Linked DNA regions of Homo sapiens: region 1 is linked to region 2. A link is a loop called in an ENCODE intact Hi-C map of the cell type or tissue named here. Cell type or tissue: mucosa of descending colon. All regions are shown on one strand. Links, peaks and the distances in the headings refer to the core of each region. The heading gives the core; the rest is flanking DNA. Region 1 overlaps CFAP77 (cilia and flagella associated protein 77). Region 2 overlaps CFAP77 (cilia and flagella associated protein 77).

Region 1 (5,374 bases), core at 151-5,150, 61 kb after region 2:
CTGTGAAATTAAGTCACAGGGTAAGTTCTGAGGTTCTGACCCCTTCCTGGGGCATTTGCATCTTTGAAAAACACATAAACCAGGCGTGGTGGTTCACACCTGTGATCCCAACATTTTGGGAGGCAGAGGCAGGAGGATCACTTGAACTCAGGAGTTTGAGACCAGCCCGGGCAACATAGTGAGACCCATATCTCTACAAAAAATAAACAAAAAATTAGCCAGATATGGTGGCGCACGCCTGAGGTCCCAGCCACTTGGGAGGCCGAGAATATCAGATAAAAGCTGTGGATTCTCTCCCTAGATGAAAGTCTTTACATAGCTGCACAGAAATAATCGCCTGCACCTTCATGGGACTTTGGGAGGCTCAGAGCCTGGGGTTAGATCATCTCCAGGTCCTTAAGCCTTGAAGCATGAGGCCTGGATGCAGCGCCTCTAGGCGCCCTACGTGACTGAATCGGAGGTGCCCTGAACGAGATCCCACGGTGACCCAGGTGTATAGTTTGAGAAACGCTGCTCAAAGGGCCCTTCAGCTGCCGAAGACTCTTCATGTTCCGGTCACTGGCCGTGTTCTGGATACCGCTCATGGGAAAGGTGGTTCCCATCGATGTTTCCCAGTGTGTAGGCTGAGGAACCCCTGTGTACGAGTGTCCTGTGGCCAGTATCACAAATTACCATGAACTTGGTGGCTTACCCAACAGGAAATGATTCTCTCACAATTCTGGAGGCCAGAAGCATGAAACAGGAGTCAGCAGGCCCCGCTCCCTCCCAGGGCTCTAGCCGAGGACGCTTCCTGCCTCTTCCAGCTGCTGGCGGCTCCAGGCGTTTCTTGGTTTGGGGTTACAGGGTAGCTCACGTTATATTAGGTTGGTACAAAAGTAATTGCAGTTTTTTTCTATTGAAAGTAATTTGAGGCCAGGTGCAGTGGCTCACGCTTGTAATCCCAGCACTTTGGGAGGCCAAGGTGGGTGGATCACTTGAGGTCAACAGTTCAAGACCAGCCTGGCCAAATGGCCAAACCCCATCTCTTCTAAAAATGCAAAAATTAGCTGGGCATGGTGGTGGGCGCCTGGAGTCCCAGCTACTCGGGAGGTTGAGGAAGGAGAGTCACTCGAACCCAGGAGGTGGAGGTTGCAGTGAGCTGAGATCCCACCACTACACTCCAGCCTGGGCAACAGAGCGAGACTCTATCTCAAAAAGAAAAAAAAGGAAAAGAAAAAGAAGTAATTTGACAATGCTGGTCTAGAGGCTTGATTACATTCCAGTTTACGTTGGGTTTTTTCCCCGAACATGTTTGGTAGGCAGTCCAGCATCCCTCCTAGCATATCAGTTCTGGCACAGTATCTATTTGTCACTGTCAGTGATGTCAAGATTGATAACTGGGGTCAATTTTATGTTGTGTATATTTACCACAATAATAAAATGATGGTCATATAAAGGGCTGGTCATTTGGTTCAGCTGCTGCAGCATGACCCATCTGCTGGGAAGCTCCCCATCAGCCTCCACCTGATCATTTTAGCAGCCACAGATGAATGTTCCCTAGATCCATTATTTCATTAGGAGTCACAAAACACTGATTTTCCCACTAATTCTGTCATTCCTCCTGCATTTATGAGCTCTGGCTTTTCTATAAAGAACTTTTCCGGCCGGGCACGGTGGCTCATGCCTGTAATCCTAGCACTTTGGGAGGCTGAGGCGGGTGGATCACGAGGTCAGGAGATCAAGACCATCCTGGCTAACATGGTGAAACCCCACCTCTACTAAAAATATGAAAAATTAGCCAGGCGTGGTGGTGGGTGCCTGTAGTCCCAGCTACTCGGGAGGCTAAGGCAGGAGAATGGCGTGAACCCAGGAGGCGGAGCTTGCAGTGAGCTGAGATCTGCCACTGCACTCCAGCCTGAGCAACAGAGCGAGACTCTGTCTCAAAAAAAAAAAAAAAAAAAAAGAACTTTCCCTTATCGCCTATTTGATTACCCCAGGATGCAGTTTGTACTAGAAAGGCAGGGAAATGTTCTGTTATTTATTTTCAGAATAATGATTTTGTGGCCCAGCAACCTCCAAACTGCACAAGGAGGTTTTCCTTTTTTCCCACCAGAATTATGCATATATATCCATATGTCATATAGAGAGTGCTGTATGATGGATTTCAACTCACGGCCATTGTTATTCTGTCTAATGCTCAAATTGTCCTGTCTTTGGCAAATTTGGGCTGGCCCCTGTGGTCCATTACCATGTCTCCCAGTAGCCTCTGACAGCCTTCTTGCTTCTGGCATGGGGACCTCCTGGGCACAGAGATCAGCCATTTCTCCAGTGATCCCCGGTTCTTTTGAGCAGAGAATGGCACTTAGAGACCACAGTCTGGGCACTAGGGGTGCTCACTGCTACTGAGTTGTTGTCACTTCTAGACTTTTACAGTGGACAGAGATAGGGATAGGAAACATGTTACTTTTTATCAAGAGGAAAACTAATGAGTTGATAATGATATTTACAATTCAAATTTAAAATTACACAGGTTTTTTTCTACTTCTTTGATTTTATATAGGTATTTCTTTTCTCCTAATGACATTTATATAATTACTAATTTGCTTTATCCTGGAATGTATACATAATAGTTTCAAACTAACAATATCAACATTATTATTAGCAACAAGGACACAGCTTCAGATTTCCTCATGGTTCTTTTTATCCTCGGGATATCTTACGCTAGGGATATTCTGCCCAAATCTCTTTTAAAGTCACTTGAAGCTGGGCGAGGTGGCTCACGCCTGTAATCCCAACACTTTAGGAGGCCGAGGTGGGCAGATCACTTGAGGTCAGGAGTTTGAGACCAGCCTAGTCAACATAGCAAAACCCTGTCTCTACTAAAGATACAAAAAATTAGCTGGGTGTGGTGGCTGGTGCCTGTGATCCCAGCTGCTCAGGAGGCTGAGGTGGGAGAATCACTTGAACCTGGGAGGCAAGGTTGCAGTGAGCTGAGATTGCATCACTGCACTCCAGACTGGGTGGCAGCGTGAGACTCCACCTCAATAAATAAATAAATAAATAAATAAATAAATAAATAAAGTCACTTGAAATCATCTGTGGTTATGCCACAACTTGACATACAATTAGGTTCATTTGCTTTCTCCTGTTGTTATTTGGGGTAGATGCTAATCCTTTCTCTTTAATTTTTTCATAATTAGCAAAAAAACCATTTTTTATGTTTCCAAAGTCAAAACTATAACACAAAGTCTATTCAAAAAGTTCTAGCTTTCCTTTCTGTCATTTCCTTCCTGTTCTCTCCCTCATTCTACAGGTAGCTTCTTAGTTAATAAGTTTGGTTTATCTTTTCATTTTCTTCCTCATGAAAATAGAAATATATGTATATGCATCATATATATATGATATACATCATAAATTCTAGATATCTATCTTATATATATGGGGGCATCCTATGGGACTGGTTAGGGGTGCTTATTTAGTTTTCTCTGGTTGGTTCTAAGCTCCAAGTGGGTACAAAACTTAGGGGAGCTGGGAGTTATTAACCAAGTCCTGGACATTCTGGGTTGGCTGTTTCAAGGTTATTCTTTGGCTTCCTGGCCTGTTGGTAGAGACCACAGTCTGACTTCCTACAAGTCTGGCATAGCAGGTGGCTTCCTGGGCTGGTTACTGTACAAAATGGGCTGGTTTCCTGGCCTAGCTGCTGCAGATTGTGGCTCATAGTTCTTTTTTTTTTTTTTTTTTTGGAGACAGAGTCTTGCTATGTTGCCCAGGCTGGAGTGCAGTGACGTGATCTTGGCTCACTGCAACATTCATCTCCCAGGTTCAAGCAATTCTCCTGTCTCAGCCTCCCTACTAGTTGGGATTACAGGCACACGCCACCACACCCAGCTAATGTTTGTATTTTTAGTAGAGACAGGGCTTCACCATGTTGGCCAGGCTGGTGGCAAACTCCTGACCTCAGGTGATCCACCTGCCTCGGCCTCCCAAAGTGCTGGGATTACAGGTGTGAGCCACTGCACCCAGCCCATAGTTCTACTTTTATATGTGGTTTGGCCATTGTCCATTTGGATATTCCGTCTCTCAACCTGTTTAGAGATTAGGTCCCACCTGGGAGCAGTTGGCCATTCGCTGCTACAGAGGCTTGTGGCTGAGCGGGTCTGCCTTGCGGTGCTTCCCGTGCTGCTCTGGGATTTTACCCTTCTCATCTGTAAGATGGGAATAATACTAGTATCCATTTTCCTGTTGGGAAGGGGTGGAGCATACAAAATGCCTAGGGTAAGTGCTCCTTGGCTGGAAATCGTTGTCAAAGGGAACCAGAGCCAGACACTGATTAAAGGTGGTAAAGACATTTTATTCAATACTATTGCAAAAGGGGAGAGGCTTCAGTATAGAACTGAGTTCAGTTCCAGATACAACAGAAGTGGGGATGTTTAGCTGAGGAGCCAAGGGAGGGGCGGGGTCAGTGGATGGAAAATTACTAAGAGGAGACATCAAGGCAGGAAGATCCTTGCTAAAGGCAGGCCAAGGTCATCAGATATCAGGGGTGCAGGTGAGGAACTTAATCAGCTGTCAAGGGTAATCAGATGTGAAGGGGTGGGGAATCAACGTAGCGGGACTCTTGGCTACAACTGGCTTCAGCAGGCCAAGGAAGGGCCCAGGGATGAGTCCTAGTGAGAAAGAGCTCAGAGGACCAGACCTCTAACGTCTGGTCAAGGAGGGAGTCCTACCACCGTCCCAGGCCCACCACTCATCAGCCTATGTGAGGGACCTGTTTCGTGGCTTTTGAGCGCTGGGAGAGAGGCTTTCACAGAGGTGGGAGTGATGTACCCCACAGCCCCTGACGTTTAGGAGGCTCCCGGGGGCGGGCGGTGGGGAGCGGGTGCCTCTGGTCTTTCCGGGGCCTCAAGCTCTGTCTGGACTTCTTCCCTCCAGGCCTTCCACACCCTTCTTTGATCTGCTGCAGCACCGGTACCTGCAGCTGTGGGTACAGGAACAAAAGGCCACCCAGAAAGCCATCAAACTGGAGAAGAAGCAGAAGGTAAATGCAGCCCTCGCTCCCAAGTTGACAGCTGATGGGGTGGAGAAGAGAGAAGGGCTGGCCAGGGCCAAGCATCGAGATGACACTTGTGTATGTTTGTCATTGGGGATGAGTGGGAAATCAGGTTGCATCTTCTGCCCAGCATCAGAGAATCTACAGCTGAAAGCATCTTGGTGATTATCCAGTTCCTACCCTACCTAAGCTCAGAGCGTAGAGGAGATGGGTCCGGGCCATCAGTCAATAGGCCCTGTGTGACCCTGAGCGGGGATGAGAACCCAGCTGTCCTGACTCCTACCTCGGGACCCTTCCCACCAAACCTCTGCACACACCCAAAATCAGATTTTAGACTAATCCAAC
Region 2 (5,374 bases), core at 260-5,259:
CCTGCCTTGGGCTCCCAAAGTGCTTGGATTACAGGTGTGAGCCACTGCACCTGGCTTCACTGGGCATTTTTATTTGCTAAATCTGGCAGACTAGCTGGCAGCCCAGCACCTGTGCAGACCTTTGCAGATCCCCCCGCCGCCCCCATGATTCCATCCCACCACCACATGTTTTCTCCTTTCTGTTACTCAGAAAACATCAAGTTTTAGGGATCAGGAATTGTGTCTCTCACTTCAATATTCCCAGCACTGGGCACAGTCTCTGGCACACATCTGACACTGGATATCATCTGTCAAATATGTGTTGAGTACTGGCACTCAGGGAGGTCTTTGTGAAGAGATGGACCAGTCATTTAGGAAGTAATTTTCAAGACTCTTTATTGTAGAATGCAAAAGCCATTCTATAATTAGCTGCATTGTGGCTAATCACATGACTGTTTCCACAGTCTACTTAGGCATAGCACAGTGATAAGTGTGCTCATGATGTAGGCAGGTGTGAACACAAACATAACCACCATCGTTGGCCAGGTGCATTGGCTCACGCCTGTAATCCCAATGCTTTGAGAGGCCGAGGTGGGAGGATGGATTGAGGCCAGGATTTCAAAACCAGCCTGGGCAGCATAGTGAGACCCGCATTTCTACAAACAAAATTTAAAAATTAGCTGGGCGTGGTGCAGCCATAGTGGTGCCTGTAGTCCCAGCTATGCAGGAGGCTGTGGCGGGAAGATCACTTGAGCCGAGGAGATCGAGGCTGCAGTGATCCATGACTGCACCACTGCACTCCAGCCTGGGTGACAAAGGCTGCACTCTAGCCTGTCTCTAAAACAAACAAACAAAAAACAATGGCTCGGATTAACTCAGTGTTTGCTGTGTGCCCGGCTCTGGGAAAGCATTTGTATTGAACCGTATGAAATTGCTTCTTTTTCCAGTTAGGGCCATGTCTTAGTCCGTTTTGTGTTGCTGTAAGTTAACACCTGAGGCACAGAGTGACTGATAAAGAAAAGAGGTTTATTTGGCTCTGCAGGCTGTACAAGACGCATGGCACCGGCATCTGCTCAGCTTCTGGTGAGAACCTCAGGCTGCTTCCACTCACAGCGGGAAGCAAAGGGGAGCCGGGGTGTGCAGGGACCCCTCTGTGAGAGGGAGTCAGGGGTTGGGGGAGGGAGGTTCCAGGCTCTTTTTAACAAACAGCTTCCAAGAAACTAACAGAGTGAGAACTCGTTCACCCCTAAGGGACGCATTAATCTGTTCACGAGGGATCTGCCTCCCACCCAAACACCTCCAACGTCATTCAGGATCAACTTTCAACACGAGGCTTGGGGGAGCAACCATCCAAACTATAGCAACCCGCAAAGTGGGCACTGTGGTATGGGTGCCAGGCATTCCCTCATCTAAGCGCCAGACACACCCTCAGAGGCAGTTACTATTTGGCCTCCCTATTTTACAGCTGGGGAGACTGAGGCAAAGAACAGTGATGTAACTTGATCCAGATCGTCCTGATGAGTAACAGAGCTTGGATTTCAACCCAGGCAAGTTGTAGTTCTCAAGTCCGGACACGGATTCCCTTCCAGACTGTATACTCATCAGGATACCTTCCTGTCTGTGGAGAGGGTGGTTCCAGGCCAAACCAGACGCGTGAAAGCCAGATGATCCCTAGTTGTGTCCCTGGAGCCTTCCCCAGTGCAGGCGAAGGGCAGCTCCTAGTCTCAACCAGAGCTGTCGCTGACCTTGGAGTTCTATTTTTTTTTGAGACAGAGTTTCACTCTTGTCACCCAGGCTGGAGCGCAATGGTGCGATCTCAGCTCACTACAACCTCTACCTCCCAGGTTCAAATGATTCTCCTGCCTCAGCCTCCCAAGTAGCTGGGATTACAGGCGTGCACCACCACGCCCGGCTAATTTTGTATTTTTAGTAGAGACAGAGTTTCACCATGTTGGCCAGGCTGGTCTCAAACTCCTGACTTCAGGTGATCCACCTGCCTCGGCCTCCCAAAGTGCTGGGGTTACAGGCGTGAGCCACCGCGCCTGGGCTGATCTTGGCTTTCTGAACACAGACTTCCCACTGATCACATTGCGTCCTCTCCTCACGAACCCGAGTCTATTTGCCGGCCCTAGAGATGTAGCTGGGGTGCCCTGCATGTGTCAAAAACTGTTTTATAGATTTTGGGTTGTCTCTTGTAAGGGTTTGCATCTAGAAAAAATCTTGCTTGATTAAAAACAAAGCTCATTGTGCATTTTCCAATCTGTATCTTTTTGCTTTGAGTAGAGAATACATGTGGTCTGGTGGGTGCCTTGCTCTGGAAGAGTGTGGTTTTCCAAGCCTCTGTTCTGTTTGGCTTTCTGTTGGACAGTCATACACTTACGAACGCCTCGGGACATCATTCATTTATTCACTCACTCACTCGTTCACCCAAACACGTAATTATAAAACTGCGACTCCGGATCCCTTCATCCCAGGAAGGAGCGTGACTCAAGTGAAATGGGATAAATGTGGGGGCTGGTGGGGCGCAGGGATGCGGCTAGTTCACATTGCTCAAGTATGCAGGGATCAAAGGCCACCGTTGGAATGTTCCAAGACCTTTGAAGCTTGCAACAAAGGGGTTTCTAAGAAAGTTCAGCCCTTAGGACCAGGGGGGGAATGCACAGATGGAGCTGCTGGGGGTTGGTGGCAGGGCCACTCAGTTCGGGTGGCGGCGGTAGAGAATGATTAGGGAATTACCAAGTTATTGACCAACAGGCACACAGGGCCAAAGGTTGAGAAGAAGGCAGGCAAAATGGTGCGCGTGACTCAGGGCAGGTTGTTTGGGGGGTATCAGAAATGCCTGGAGGAAGTTTTCTCTGAAATAGTCAAAATTGGATCCGACGGCTTATGTCTTTCCAACTGATCTACTAATCATATTTCTTCAAATTTTATATCCCTGACCCTTGTAAAAGGATTGCATTGAAGGCGTGTTTTAAGCTGCATTTTAATAAGTCAATAAGAAAGCTCAAAATTATTTAAAGCTTCTTAAAGAGGATTATATTTGATTTCTTGTGGGAATTCTGGGGTGTGGAAGAGAAAGAGGCTCAGTCCTTCTGAGGTTGTTTAACATGAAGGAAAATGCATCATTTCAGACAAAAACTTTTAACTGTTTTGTTGTTCCAATAGAGATGATTTAGGACAAGGAGACTTTCATTATCTGCTGGCTGCATTAACCGAGCCTGAGGTCTTCCAGCGAGAAGAAACTGCATTTTAAACTTTCCAGCAAATGTGAGGCCCTCCTTTGCAGTTTATTCCCTAACCTTTAAAATGAGAGTTTTCTGATATTCTGAAAAGGGCAGTTGGATTCCCCAGGTATCTGGAAGAGCCCAGCCTGGGTATCATGCATCTTGGGAAATAGACACTGGGCCTGAGCAGATGTTGAATTCTTGCTTTCTATGGCTGCATCTACCACTAGGCCCCTTCGCTAAGGCTGGTCTGCAGTTGGGAGCGTTACAGAACCCAGGCTGGTTCCAGGCCACAGTCTCCCTGCTGAGGGGATGCAGAGCCCACTTTGGGACTGAGCCGATAATCGTCTCTGAATTGCCTTCGTTTTTGCCAGTCTTGAATGCCTCAGTCAAGGGGTAAATCCACAGGAGTTAGGCAGGGAGAAGTGTCTCGGTTAGGAGCAGGAAGAACAAAGAAGCCACATGAAATTGGGCTGGCAGCTTTCCCTACATCCAATCAGCTTTGAAGATATTTGGGTCTGAAGAGCTCAAGCATCTTGCATTTGCCACAGAGGCCTGAGCATTGCTCTCCTAGTTCAGACTCTTGTCACCTCCACCTGGAGTGCAGAACCAGACTCCTGGGTACCCCCACCCTCTGCTTTCTCCTCTACCCCATCCTGTGCGCACTGGTAGTAGTCCAGCTTTCCCAAACTGCAGTACTGATCCTACCATGGCCATGGAACCACAACCATCCCTGGCTCCCTATTACCTCTCAAAGAAGATAGCCTGGCACAGCCTGGCCCCATGACTCACCTTCCGTCTGGTCTGCTGGATCATTTGCCGCTGCCTGCATTTCTGTCCAGGCTTTTCTGCCATCTTGGCCTGCTCTGTGAAATCCTGCACCATAGCTCTGCATTCAGCATTCCAAGTCTTTCTCGAATGCCACCTCTTCTGGGAGGTCTGGCCCGAGCCTGGCAGGCAGATGAGCTTGCTTCTCAGAGTTCTCGTGGCCTGTAAGACTTCCCTTGTGGCGTTCCTCTATGCCCAGCTGTTCTGTAAGTGTCTATCCTCTGCTTGGTCCTGGGGTTGGTTGCTTCCAGGAACACCCTCAAGATTGACTATCAGAAAAGTCTAACTCAACCCTTACTCACTGTGTCCCATACCGCATGCTCTGAGAAACCTTCCCCTAGTGACCCACCCTCCTCTTGTGGGGCTGGATGGTGAGCTGTCTTCAGTCTCTGGGTCCCCAGAACTTTGCTTATGTCTGTCTTCAAGCTCTGATCTTCCATCTCCCCACAAGCTGTAATAGGGGCACACAGGTGGTGTCTGTCTGAGCAGATGGGTGTAGCTCATCTAGATGCAGTGCTTGGTACTGGGATGGTTCCCACGAGGTGCTGGGTAATGAGTGCTGTGACCTTACTTGGAAATAGGGTCTTTGCAGAGGTGATCAAGTTAAGGCTCTCAAGATGATACCATACTGGATGTAGGGTGGGCCCTAAACCCAATGACTGGTGTTCTGACAAGAGAAAGGGGAGGGAGATTTGAGGCACAGAGACACACAGGGGAGAAGGCCATGTGGAAACAGAGGCAGAGATTGGAGTGATACAGCCACAAGCCAAGGAGCACCGCAGACTGCCAGCAACCACCAGCAGCCGGGAGAGAGGCCTGGAATGAGTCCCCCCTCGGAGCCCCAGAAGGAACCACTGCTGCTAACACCTTCATTTCAGACTTCTGGCTTCCGGAGCGGTGAGATTTCTGCTGCCTTCAGCCACCAAGGTGGTGGCGATTTGCTGCAGCAGCCACAAGAAACGGATACAGAGGCGATGGTTTGGGGCCAGGAATGCATGATCAGGTCTTCCCAGCCGCTGGTGCTGTGACGCCAACCTCCTCTGGTCTTGGGGCTGCCGGAGCTGCAAGCAGCCTCGTACATCTGCCTGTGTGTCTCGTGCCAGGCTGACTGGTTTCTCTGTGTGCCAGGATGCTCAGAAGCCTGGGAGGCACCAACAGTGGGGCCAGGATGAGGGACACCTAGTTGATTACTGAGCTCTGCCTCTGGCGATTAGCAAGGTGACCCTGGGCACATGTCACCTCTCTGACTAATCTGTAAACCCGGCACAAGAGTAGACCTGCTTCACAGGTCATAACGACGAGCCTTCTGTTCATTCATTCAGCAAAGATGCATTGAGCACCTA

What was found. A loop is a pair of places that touch in the nucleus more often than their neighbours do. Peaks named below come from ENCODE experiments on the same cell type or tissue, not always from the same donor. Only the 100,000 strongest peaks of a DNase experiment are listed, where the experiment ranks them.
Region 1: it touches region 2 in a loop (4-fold over the local background); 2 of 110 quality-filtered maps call a loop at or near these places.

The regions. Positions count from the first base shown.
Region 1 is chr9:132,532,690-132,538,063 of GRCh38, forward strand. It overlaps CFAP77 (cilia and flagella associated protein 77), which reads left to right. Exons shown (of 6, transcript NM_001282957.2): 4 at 4,912-5,017. Among named protein-coding and RNA genes, the nearest start is that of BARHL1, 47 kb to the right of the region's middle. In mucosa of descending colon, for the core only: no CTCF peak of the experiment used is centred there; no DNase peak of the experiment used is centred there.
Region 2 is chr9:132,471,956-132,477,329 of GRCh38, forward strand. All of the region lies in intron 1 of CFAP77 (cilia and flagella associated protein 77), which reads left to right. Among named protein-coding and RNA genes, the nearest start is that of CFAP77, 64 kb to the left of the region's middle. In mucosa of descending colon, for the core only: no CTCF peak of the experiment used is centred there; no DNase peak of the experiment used is centred there.